2 separate regions of the Mus musculus genome follow, and region 1 is linked to region 2. Evidence: chromatin loops called from intact Hi-C (ENCODE). Cell type or tissue: left cerebral cortex. All regions are shown on one strand. Each heading gives the region's core, and the rest is flanking DNA. Links, peaks and the distances in the headings are about the cores only.

Region 1 (5,371 bases), core at 246-5,245, 84 kb after region 2:
CACTTTTTCATCCTCAACTGGCCTGTGGCTCCCGCTTGTAATCTGGGAAGGGTTAGCACCAGACCCATGCATCTAGGTTGCCTCCTTGGGAGGCCGAGGCAAGAGAGGGGGCTGATCCACAAGTCTGTGAGGCATAAGCCATGCAGTCCTTTCTGCATCGTGGACATGTGCTCCTGGAAGTCAGGGCATCACTGAACTCTCGGCCTAGGGTGGGAAGGGGTCTGACCCATACCTGGGACGTAGGACTGTTGAAACTCTCCTCAGCTGGGGCCACTGTTCTGGGCAGGCTGGTTTGTTCAGTGGTTTCATGACAAGAGTGTCAGCTAGTCCTGATCCTCTGGTGAAACCTGGTTCCAAGACTGAGCTCACTTTGTCTAAGCCCAGACACTCTTCAGTTCTGATGCTAGGCCCCAATCTGGCCTCTCAGAGAGCAACTTCTATATCATTTGTCCGTCCACCCATCCATCCATCCATCCATCCATCCACCCATCCACCCACCCATCCATCCATCCATCATCCATTCTTCCATCCATGCACCCACCCACACATGTCTGCATCCATCCATCCATCCATCCATCCATTCATCCATCCACCCACCCATCTATCCATCCACCTATCCATCCTTCCATCCATGCACCCACCCACCCACCCACACATGTCTCCATCCATACATCCACCCACCCACCCACCCACCCGCCCACCCACCCATGCATGTCTGCATTCATCTATCCAGCTACCCCTCCATCTATCCCCTCAACTGACCATTCATTCACCACCCATCCATGTAATTATCTATCCACCCATCCATCTCTTTGTCCATCCATTCATCTCCTTATTGAACCTCCTCATTCACATACCAGCATAGTCTCAGGCAGTGGGCCCACCTCCATGAACCAGACATGGCCCTTGCAGTGAGGCTGGATCATGTCAACAGAATCGTAACACGGAGAATGATGCTGTACAGGGCAGGTACAGGGTTTAGAGGGAACTCGGAGGAAGGTGTGATGACCTTTCAGGAAGGTAAGGCCTCCTGGAGGAAGTGGCTTCCTAGCCAGGTTCGTAGGGGGAACAGAGGCTTGGCCTAAAACCCCTGCAGCGGGAAGGGTGAACCCAGCAGAGGCCAATGCTTCATTCTCTTCGCAGCATCTTAGCTCCGAGGCTCTTCTGACACATGTCCTGATTTGTCCATCGGGAGCTTCAGTCCACAAGGGGGCCTCCCATCCCTGGGCCTTGATGTCACACGTGTGCTCTCATTCCATTTTGCACACGACACACAGATTGGGCTGCGCACTGTGCTGCACACGGCCCTAGGAGGCGCTGTTTCCACAAGCTGGTATGATAGGTCCTCTGGAATGATCCAGTGCATTGGCCGGAGAGGGATATTCTTCTCTCCCACAAAGAAATATGCCGAGTGCTTCCCCTCTGAATGCATGGACCGCTCGCCCCATCCTTCACTGGCCACTTCTGTAAAAACAACCTGAGCAGCTGTGAGTATTTCTTTAAGAAAAAAAGCCACAGCTCTGGCGGTGTGAGAAATGGCGGCCTGGCTGTTGGCTGGCCTGAGTACTGGGCAGAGAGAGAGAGAGCGTGGGGTGTGGCTGGTGGCCAGATGCTTGCCAGCCTGTTATCTGGGGCAGCTGCTCACACCAGCTCCTCCCTGTTGTAGCCACAGGGGGGCGTTTAGACTCACTAGGCTGAGGCTTCCGGTCTTCAAGAAGAGCCACGTAATCTGCAGGCTTGTGTGAGATTGAAAGGTTTTTAGGTAGAGTCAATGGTTTCTTTTAAAAATTTTAAATTGCATGTGTGTGTGTGTGTGTGTGGCACGCATGCACATGCATGATCATGGGCACATGTGCCACATCATGCATGTGGATGGTCAGAAGAAAGCTTGTAGGAGTTGGTTCTCCCTGGGGAATCAGGCTTAGGTTGTCAGGCTAGGCATCAGGTGGCCTTACCCACGGAGCCCTCTCACTAGCTTGCACAAAGTTTTCTAAAACAGTGCACAGGGTAAGTATGTGAGAGGTCCGGTGGAGGAGTCTACCCTGGCAGCCTTCACCCTGGGGGCCGCAGGCTTTGTGGATCTGGGGACTGCCACCCACAGGAAGAGTCTTAGATGATGGGAGGGCAGCTGGTAGGAGACAGGGTTTAGGCCCCTGTAGCTGGTAGAACTGAGAGCTTAAATGAATTTTCCAGACCTTTCAAAGCCTGGATGCCAAGGACTCCTGGACGCCATCTCCTGGCCTCTATAGACAGTGCAGTCACGTGTGCAGACACTTACGCAACCAAACATCCAGACAAAAACAAATAATACATAAATCTTTTTAAAAAAGGTTTCAGGGTTCGGAGCAGTTTGGATTGGGGATGCACACTGTGTGAGCCCTGGACCCTTCCAGGGTTGAATGAAGAAGATGGGGGTCACTTGTGTCCCCAGCTTTATGCTACCTGGTTTAAGCTCAGGCTCCCATGGGTCTGAACAGTCAGTGCCATGTGGCCTTTCCAGAAACGTCTGAGTCGTAAGCAAAGACAGACTTGGGTGGTTAGAGCTGGGGCTTACATAACTGTTACACATTGTAGACAGTGATAGACACCAATCCACTAACATGTATTTTTCTCTCAGCTTTGTGCCCCAAGGACATCGTGTTGACAAAGGCTGAGTATCCCCCATCCAAACTGCTCTAAACCCTGAGCCTTTTAAAAACCATTTCTGTATTATTTTGTGTCTGGGTGGTTTAACTGGCGTGTATGTTTCTGCACATGTGAGTGCAGTGCCTACAGAGGCCAGAAGGTGGCGACAGATTCCCCTGGAACTGGAGTTACAGGTAGTGAGCGTCCATGTGGATGCAGGGAACTGAACTTGAGACCTCCACAAGAGCAGCCACTGCTCTTAACCACTGAACTGTTGCTCCATTCCCTAGCCTTGAGACATTCCTGAGTGCCAAAGAGACAGAGGAAAAGTCTGTGACAAACGCTAAAAGCCAGGTGTGGTGACTGTATCTCATTACACATATGTACAAACTCTAAAACCCAAAAACCTCAGGCTACGCGATGTTCTTGAGGGATGCCAGTCTGTAGTTTGAAATCAGCCATGATGGAAATTGGCAAACACTACAAATCAGGCTCCTTATTCCCACCGCCATGCCCATTCCCACCAGGATGCTGGTCCTTAAGCATCTGTGGGCGCACCATTCACACCTAACTGAGGGTCCTGAGGCCTCTGCTTTATTACTTCCAGGTAAATTGATGTGTGATGTGCACACATTTATTCACATCTATCAAATGATGAAACAGGAAACAAACTGGTCCAGGGGTGATGCCAAAGGAGGGTGCATGGTGTGTGGTTTGTGTGTGTGTGTGTGGGGGTCTGTTTTATGAAAGAGAAGAGTGGGGAAGGCCCTTCTGAGAGGAGGAGGTCCACCCTTGTCAGTCACAGCTGTGAGTGAAAACTCCAGAAACGGCCTTTCTTCTACCCTCCAAGGTCTGCCTGGACATGGAGTGTCCCTCTGAAAAGTGTTCGCCCAATAAAGCCACCCGCAATTAGCATCTCCTGTCTTCCAAGGAGCTCAGGAGTGCTTCTATTTGTCTGGGGCTAAAGGGTTTGGATTGGTCTCCAGGGAAGTGATTGATTAACAAGGACAGACTGAGCTGTTTCCAGGGAACAGGTTGCTCCATTTCTCGTTCTGGGGGCCCTTCAAGGGCAAGAGGCTCCCTCTGAGGAGATGGGACCCAGCATATCACAGATATGTTTCCCAGACCTGGCTCCTGAAATACAGCCTTTGGCCTCAGCCCTTCACCCACTGACCCTGAGTCTGGTGGAGGCCAGACGCCTGCAGAGCTGGGGTGCTGGGCTCGCTGCAGAGCTGGGGTGCTGGGCTCGCTGCAGCTGGGGCTGTGCTGCTTGCTGTTCTGGACGAGGCTCTCTGGCCTGTGGAGCTGAGGGGCTGAAGGTGATGGCTGTCAGTCTCTGGGCAGAGTGTATACTGGCGGCTGGGGTTATTCGAACTGAGCGGGGAGGGGAGAAACCTCACCAACTGTTTGGGTTGGGTGCTCTAACAGCAGAGGGTCAGAGACAAAGTGTCCTCCACAAAGATATCCCCAAGTCCTGTCCACTTAATCATGCTTTGTCCCATAAACTGTGGGGGGATGCATGCCTTCTGGTTGGGCCATATGCCTCCTGCTCAGGAGAGCTACATCTGTCAACTGTGGGGAAGAGGCCCTGCGGGCAGATGCTCAGGGCCACCCTCTGACATTAAGCAACTGTTACCTGGCTGGACCAGAGCCTCTGCTTAAGCCTGGAACCCACAGGAAGGATAGTCAAGGTGTGTGTGGGGGTGTCAGCCTACCACACCCAGTTTGTGTGACCAGCTCCTTAGAGGAGGTGACGTCAGAGAACAGAGGAGCAAGGAAGATGAGCGAGCAGTGTGTGTGTGTGTGTGTGTGTGTGTGTGTGCGCGCACGCGCGCGCGCGCGCATGTGTGCAATCATTAGACCTGAGGCCTGGGGTGGAAGCACTCAGCCAGGGGACTCAGGGAGGGCAGCTCAGGTGCCCTCTTGAGTGTTACCACATCCGGCCTCAGAGCCAGGGCGGGGTCGAGGGCTGGGAGTAGAGGGAAGGCTTCAGTGGGCCCACAACTAGAAAGTTTCACATCTTATTCCCAGGTTCACACAGATGTGGGCGCCTGCCACTCAGAGATAAAACTCCTGCTGGGCAGGGTACCCAGAGATAGCCCACACGTCCTCCCCAGAGCAGAGCAGGCAAGGAAGATCAGAGGGCCTTGTCCAGCCCTTGCCAGTTTCTTTCCAGAGCAAGGACACTGAACTAGCGTGGCCTAGCGCCGCCAAAATCTTGTCTGTTTCAGAACCATGGAAGAACTCTGGCAGGAAGTGAAGAAGAGAACAGGGAAACTGGAACCCAGAGCAAAGGCCGGGAGCCTGCACAGGGCCAGGAGTGAGCGACCTCAGATACTGTGTCTTCCTCCTCCTTTGATTTTTTTTTTCTTTTTTGCGGAGGCAGGGTGGGGCTCTCTACTCACCCCAAAGCGCTGAGTCAGGCCTGGCTGGTTTAATGAGAATACTCGGAGATCTATTTTGCATAAGATTCTCAACTGGCTGCCCCCTGGGAGCCCGCCTCCACCGGGGAGGAAGCTGCTGGGTTTTATGAGGCCCGTTTCTTGATTTCTCCGACTCTGGAGGGGGCGCCGCTAGGGAACCTCTGCCCACCCCTGCCTTACTCAGCATTTACCTTAATACCAGGCAGAGGTTGTTAGAACCCGAGTCTATAAATAAAGGATTTGCAATTAAGGCTATTAGTTAGCATCAGGTGGAACCTTAACGCTGGAGCCTCGAATCTCATGCACATAAATAGGTCTGTACA
Region 2 (5,371 bases), core at 246-5,245:
CTGTGTCAGTGTCTCTGTGGTAGTCTCTCTCTGTGTCAGTGTCTCTGACAGTGTCTCTGTGGTAGTCTCTCTCTGTGTTAGTGTCTGTGTGTCAGTGTCTCTATCTCAGTGTCTCTGTGTCAGTGTCTCTGTGGTAGTCTCTCTCTGTGTTAGTGTCTGTGTGACAGTGTCTCTCTCTCAGTGTCTCTGTGGCACAGTGTCTCTGTCCCAGGGTTTGCTGGATCACCCTTTCCCTTCGTCCTCATTGCACATCCACCCAGAATCTGCCACACAAGAGTGACCCACGCAAGGATGGCCATTTGTTTAACTTGTCCAAACCAGGTTACCCTTGACCCAGAGACACTCCCTGGCCAGCTTGGTCATTGGGGTCACCCTACTTGTGAGCCATGTGACATAGTCAGCTGGAGAGAGAGCCCATTTCTGTGCCTAGCTGCCAGTGAATGAGAGCCCTTTTGGAATTCTTCGGAATTGTTGTTGCTCAAAGGCTGTCACCATAGCAACAAGGTCAATAGGAAATGGCAGCCGTGAGTAGGTTTCATCCTCACTGTATCCTTGTTGACAGGAATAAAGGCCCTGCTTCTGATTTCTTGGTTCAACTAGATGAAGTTTTCATTAGATTTAACTTCTCATATCCAGACACCCACATGCTAGTCAGCTCCCCATCTCCGCTCTCATTTGGAGGCGCACCATCGGGGCTGAGGGTTAGGCGTGGCGTGCATACTGGCTGTGTGCAAGGATCCTCTGCGTGCAGCATCTCCAAGGAGCCTGGTTGCTGTGTTGGGACTCAGCATGCTAGAAGCCCCTTTCTACTGGGAGACCTAGACTTCATGCTCAGTCACACCCACCTCTGGAGAAAGCCAGAAGCTGAGGTTTGGTGTCAGCTGTGGAGTGGGGAACTCACCCTGGCCATATTGTTTCAGAGGAGAGGGACACTGGATGTGAGGGGCCGGGATGCCTAAATCAGGGAATCTAGACCACATGGTGATAGTGTAGCCTTGGCTTGGAAAAACCGTAAAGGTGGACGGACATGCTAGAAACTGTCCTTGGCTGAGAGCTTAGCCTCTTCTCCCTGGGATGGTGACTCTTCACAATGGTAGTGAATGTGCCAGAAACCCTGACTTGCTGGCAATGCTGGAAGATCAGTGTGGCAGCGAGAGGAGTTGCTTCTGGTGTCGGTTTCAAACCTGGAGTCCCTAGTCCTTCCCGCTACTTGAGGGAAGAGCCAGTCAACGGGGAAACATGTAGTCGTAAATAGTTGGGTACCCAGTCCTACAGGGCCACTTGAAATTAGGGACATTTCATATGGCTGGCTTCCCTTAGGGGAAACTCCCTTCTAACTCTCCACTATGTGGTCCAGAGATCTTGATTCTTACAGAGACATAAAACCTAGGGAGATGGAGTGCCACACTTCACTAGAGCGTCTCCTCTTTAGCGAGCTGATCTCTGAGTTAGAATCAGACCCTTGACTCTCAGGCTTAGGGCAGGTCTGAGAATAAGCCACAAAGGTTGGTTGGGCTGGTGAATGGGGAGGAGAAAGCCAAAGGAGACTTCTGGAACAGCCTACGGGTACAAGTGCCCAAGGAGCCTCAAAGAACAAGCAGCGAGGGACAGGCAGGAAATCAGAAGCATGTTCTTTCTGGGGGACACATCCGCTCAATAGAATCTAGCCTGAAGGAAAAAAAAGAACATTTGCAAAACAAACCAAGGTCCCACGGGCAGGGGTGGGAGGTGTCTGCCAAAGGCACCCACCTCTGTGCCAGGCTGGAAGATGGCCAAGGTGCAGCAGGATGAGGTCTGCAGCCAGGAGTGTGGCAGAGCAGAGCAGGGCTCAGCCAATCTGAGGCTCCAGGACAGTAGCTCCTTTCCCAGGGACAGCAGAGGGCACAGGGAATCCTCTGCAGGCCTTTGGGGGTCTATCTTTGTTTTCCCAGACTCTCAGGTCCTGCAGTGACTGCAGGACACAAGACTTCTCTCCCTAAGGACAGAGCTGCTATTCTTGGCCCCAGGGACAAAGGTATAGGTATGGTCCATACTCAGGACTTTTCTTGAGTTACAGTCAACAAGTGTTCAGCAAGGACACCCCCCCCCCCCCCCCCCGTGTCAGCCAGGCCTTGGTGGCACAGGCCTGAAATCCAAGCAACCCAGAAGGCTGAGATGGGAGGAGCATAAGTTCAAATCCAGTCCGGGAAACTTAGCAAGATCCTATCTCAAAATGGAAAATAGAAAAAGGGCTTAGCACTGTGGCTTAGTGGTAGCACTTGCCCAGCATGCGTGAGGCTCTGGGTTTGAACCCCAGCCTCATGGCTTCCAAGAGATCACACTGTGTGCTGGCACCAAGACTCAAACTACAAATCCAGAAAATATTAAGGGTTGTAGTTCTTAATTAGGAGCCTAGGGAGACATCTCAGTTCTGGAACACCCAGAAACTAGGTCTCCCATCTCCGGGACATTTCCCTCTGGAAGTTCCCTGATAAATCTCCGACCGTGCCTCCCTGCCATCCCAAGAAGTCCAAGGGTGAGGGTGCTAGCTCAGCTTTCCAAGCAAGAGCCCTGGGTTTGCCTCTTTCTGGTGTCTGCCTCAGGCTAGAGTTTCTAGGAAATACAAGCCTGGAGAGTCTAGCATGAGAACGGTTTGTAAAACACCCAGAGTCCCCTGGCTGGCTTCCACCCTAGACATCAGAACAAAGTTGGACAGGGCCCCCAAAGCCTGCTTTTCCTAGACCTGCCCAGGTACTTCAGAAATGAAATGGTTCCTGCCGCTGGCTGCTCTGTGCTCGGGGCTCACCTGCGCTGCAGTGATCCGAAAAAGAAGGTGCTCTGAACCCCAGACACCAAGGTGTGAGCCTGGGCGCCAAAGCTCACACCTGACTTAGAGTCTGTCACTCCTACCCCAGAGCTCTTCCTCCACTGCAGGGACACTGGATGAAGCCTCCCTAGCAGCAGTCAACCCAAGGCTGGTCTCTGACACTCTGCTCCTCTCATGGCCACATCTGCAGTCCGTGGGCAGTTGCTTTGTCACTCTGAGGCCAGCCACCCCACTCCACAGGCTGTGCTCAGATAATTCCCGCAGGAGTGCTAGGCACATCCTGGAAGCGTGCTACTATGACTGGCCACCAGGTGGCGCTAAATGACCAGGAACTGGTCTAGAAGGCGCAGGGAAGGCGCACCCTTGTTGATTTTATGTCTTGATACTCCATAATCACCAGGATTACAATCTAAGCAAAAAAGCAAGACAAATAAACACCTGCCCCATGAAGAGTTTGTCTTCGTTTGAAAAAAATCACGAGAAAACATGATACTTTGAACGTACCCCCTAAGGCTCAGGTGAGCACCAGTGAGCCTCTTGGGACAGATGGGAAGTTGCTGTGGGGACTGGGTGGGGAGTTCCCAGGAAAGGCAGGTGCTATCACGTACTGCCCTGTCTCTTCTTTGCCTCTGAAGCTTCAGTTTCACACTGTGGGGTCCCTGTCTGCAGTCTCCCTAGCCTATGCTGGCTGCCCTGGGACTGGAAAAGACCCTTGCTGAGTGTGCGGAGAGGGGCCAAGACATGGCTTCTAAAACCATTTCCAGTAAAGACAGAAGAGTCAAGGCATCTGAGGACTGCTAGGATCTAGAAGAGCACCCTTAGCCTCTCGCTCACCACGGCCACCACCCCGTGCTTACAGCGGCCTTTACCCTACAGCCAACATGGCTCTATCCCACATGCACTATGACCTTCAGCCCACACTCACCAGGGCCTCTCCTATGATTTCCCTTCCCCATACTCAACATGGCTTCAATCTCTTCATTCTCACATGGTCTCCAGCTCTGACCCCTACTCAACAAGGTTTCCACACTGACGCCTACCATGGCCTCTACCCAGCATTCAACACAATATCTCTTCCCTCAAGTTCAACATGGCCTCCACCCCGGACTCAACACAGATGACTCCCGCTTCCCATGCTCAACATGGCTTCTTCTCTTCTCTCACACTAACATTCAGCCCACTCTCCATCCCCACCGTCACCTGGGCCTCTAACCCCAAACTCAGCATGGTCCCCATCGCTTCAGAGTCCTGAAGGCCTGCAGCCCTGCAGGCCACAGTCCTGACACTGACACACCATTTCTACTCACATCGCCTCTGCTTCCTTCTCTATGTTCCGCACACTGCCTGGGATGCCCTGTAGCCTTCCGCCACACCATCCTCCGGGCTGGTGGCCTGGGGCCCCTACAGCATGGCTATCCTTGAGACAGCCCTGTGATGCCTTCTCAGCAGGCCCCCTTTGATTGGGTTCCCCGAGGGATGGCCTGGGCTTCCTCCTGTCTGGCATCTTCCCAAAGCACAGAGCTCAGTGGTCCCACTCTGGCTGGAGGAAGACAGGAGATGTCCAGGTAGCCCTTGGGTGCCCTTGCTGGGCACACAGGGGTTGTGAGATAAGGGCTTGGCCTCCAGAGGGCGCTGTTCTGGCCTTTGGGCAGGTTTTTCCTCCTAACTACAGCCACTACATGGGTCATTTGACATCTATGATGTCATTTCAGGGCCACACAGACAACATTGTCACCCGTTCCAGGAAAGAGGACATGGCCACTCAGAAAGCTCAGGTGTACTGGCCAAGTCTGGGAGAGGGGGTGCTACCTTCACACATCTCAGAGATGCCAAGTTTACATCCAGCCTCTGACCTCTGCTGGAAATCCTTTTACACAGCATCCCCTTGCTGGCACTGTCACCCAAATCATGGAGCCATGGAGCCATGGAGCCACGGAGCCACTTCTCATGTGTACGTCCTAGTCTGGCAGGTTACCAACATGCCCTTGGCCTTGACTCGTCATAGACAAGGGGTCTGGGTTGCTTTGGAGAAAGTTTCAGAAGTCATAGGGTCAGGAAACCAAACCTTCCCCATTCTGAGCTCTTGTGTGTGTCCTGGTCTATGGGTGTCCAAGATGGCGAGGGTGCTGTGTGCATGTGGGTATTTATATGTGCAAGTGTGCATGACATTGTGGGACAATGCAGGAGCAGTGGGGGAATGAGGTGGCTGCTGTCCCAGGCCCAGGATCTCTTTCCAGGCAACTTTCCGACTTGGCCCTCATTTTGTAGCTGAAGACACCTGCCATAGGCATCTATGGACCTAGAGTGACATGGTGGGGTTCCCAGAAGACAGTTGGGCTGAGCTGGCTGAAGGCTGGAGCCTTCTGAGGGTGGTGGAGGCCTGCTGAAACTCAGGTCTTGCTTGTTCTTCAGGGCCATCTGGCCATCCAGGGTGCTCCAAATAAAGCCCTAAGGTGGGGACAGCTGGGCAGGATTGTGCTCAGGGAAGGGCTAGGAACAGCTTAAAAGCCTTGATGCATCAGTCTGGCTGCTAGCTGGGAAGAGGCTGGGGTACTCTTTCCTAAT

What was found. Hi-C counts contacts between places; a loop is a spot of excess contacts. Peaks named below come from ENCODE experiments on the same cell type or tissue, not always from the same donor. Only the 100,000 strongest peaks of a DNase experiment are listed, where the experiment ranks them.
Region 1: a loop joins it to region 2, with 2.2 times the contacts of the local background. A loop is called at or near these places in 3 of 42 quality-filtered maps.

The regions. Positions count from the first base shown.
Region 1 is chr4:151,237,877-151,243,247 of GRCm38, forward strand. The region is part of intron 6 of Camta1 (calmodulin binding transcription activator 1); the gene reads right to left. Among named protein-coding and RNA genes, the nearest start is that of Gm45960, 17 kb to the left of the region's middle. In left cerebral cortex, for the core only: CTCF peaks have their summits at 1,643 (motif pointing right) and 2,772 (motif pointing right); DNase peaks (open chromatin) are centred at 1,618 and 5,074.
Region 2 is chr4:151,154,027-151,159,397 of GRCm38, forward strand. All of the region lies in intron 7 of Camta1 (calmodulin binding transcription activator 1), which reads right to left. It overlaps Gm52711 (a long non-coding RNA gene), which reads left to right and starts at 4,568. Exons shown (of 3, transcript XR_003955319.1): 1 at 4,568-4,757. In left cerebral cortex, for the core only: CTCF peaks have their summits at 3,109 (motif pointing right) and 4,436 (motif pointing right); DNase peaks (open chromatin) are centred at 1,649 and 3,113.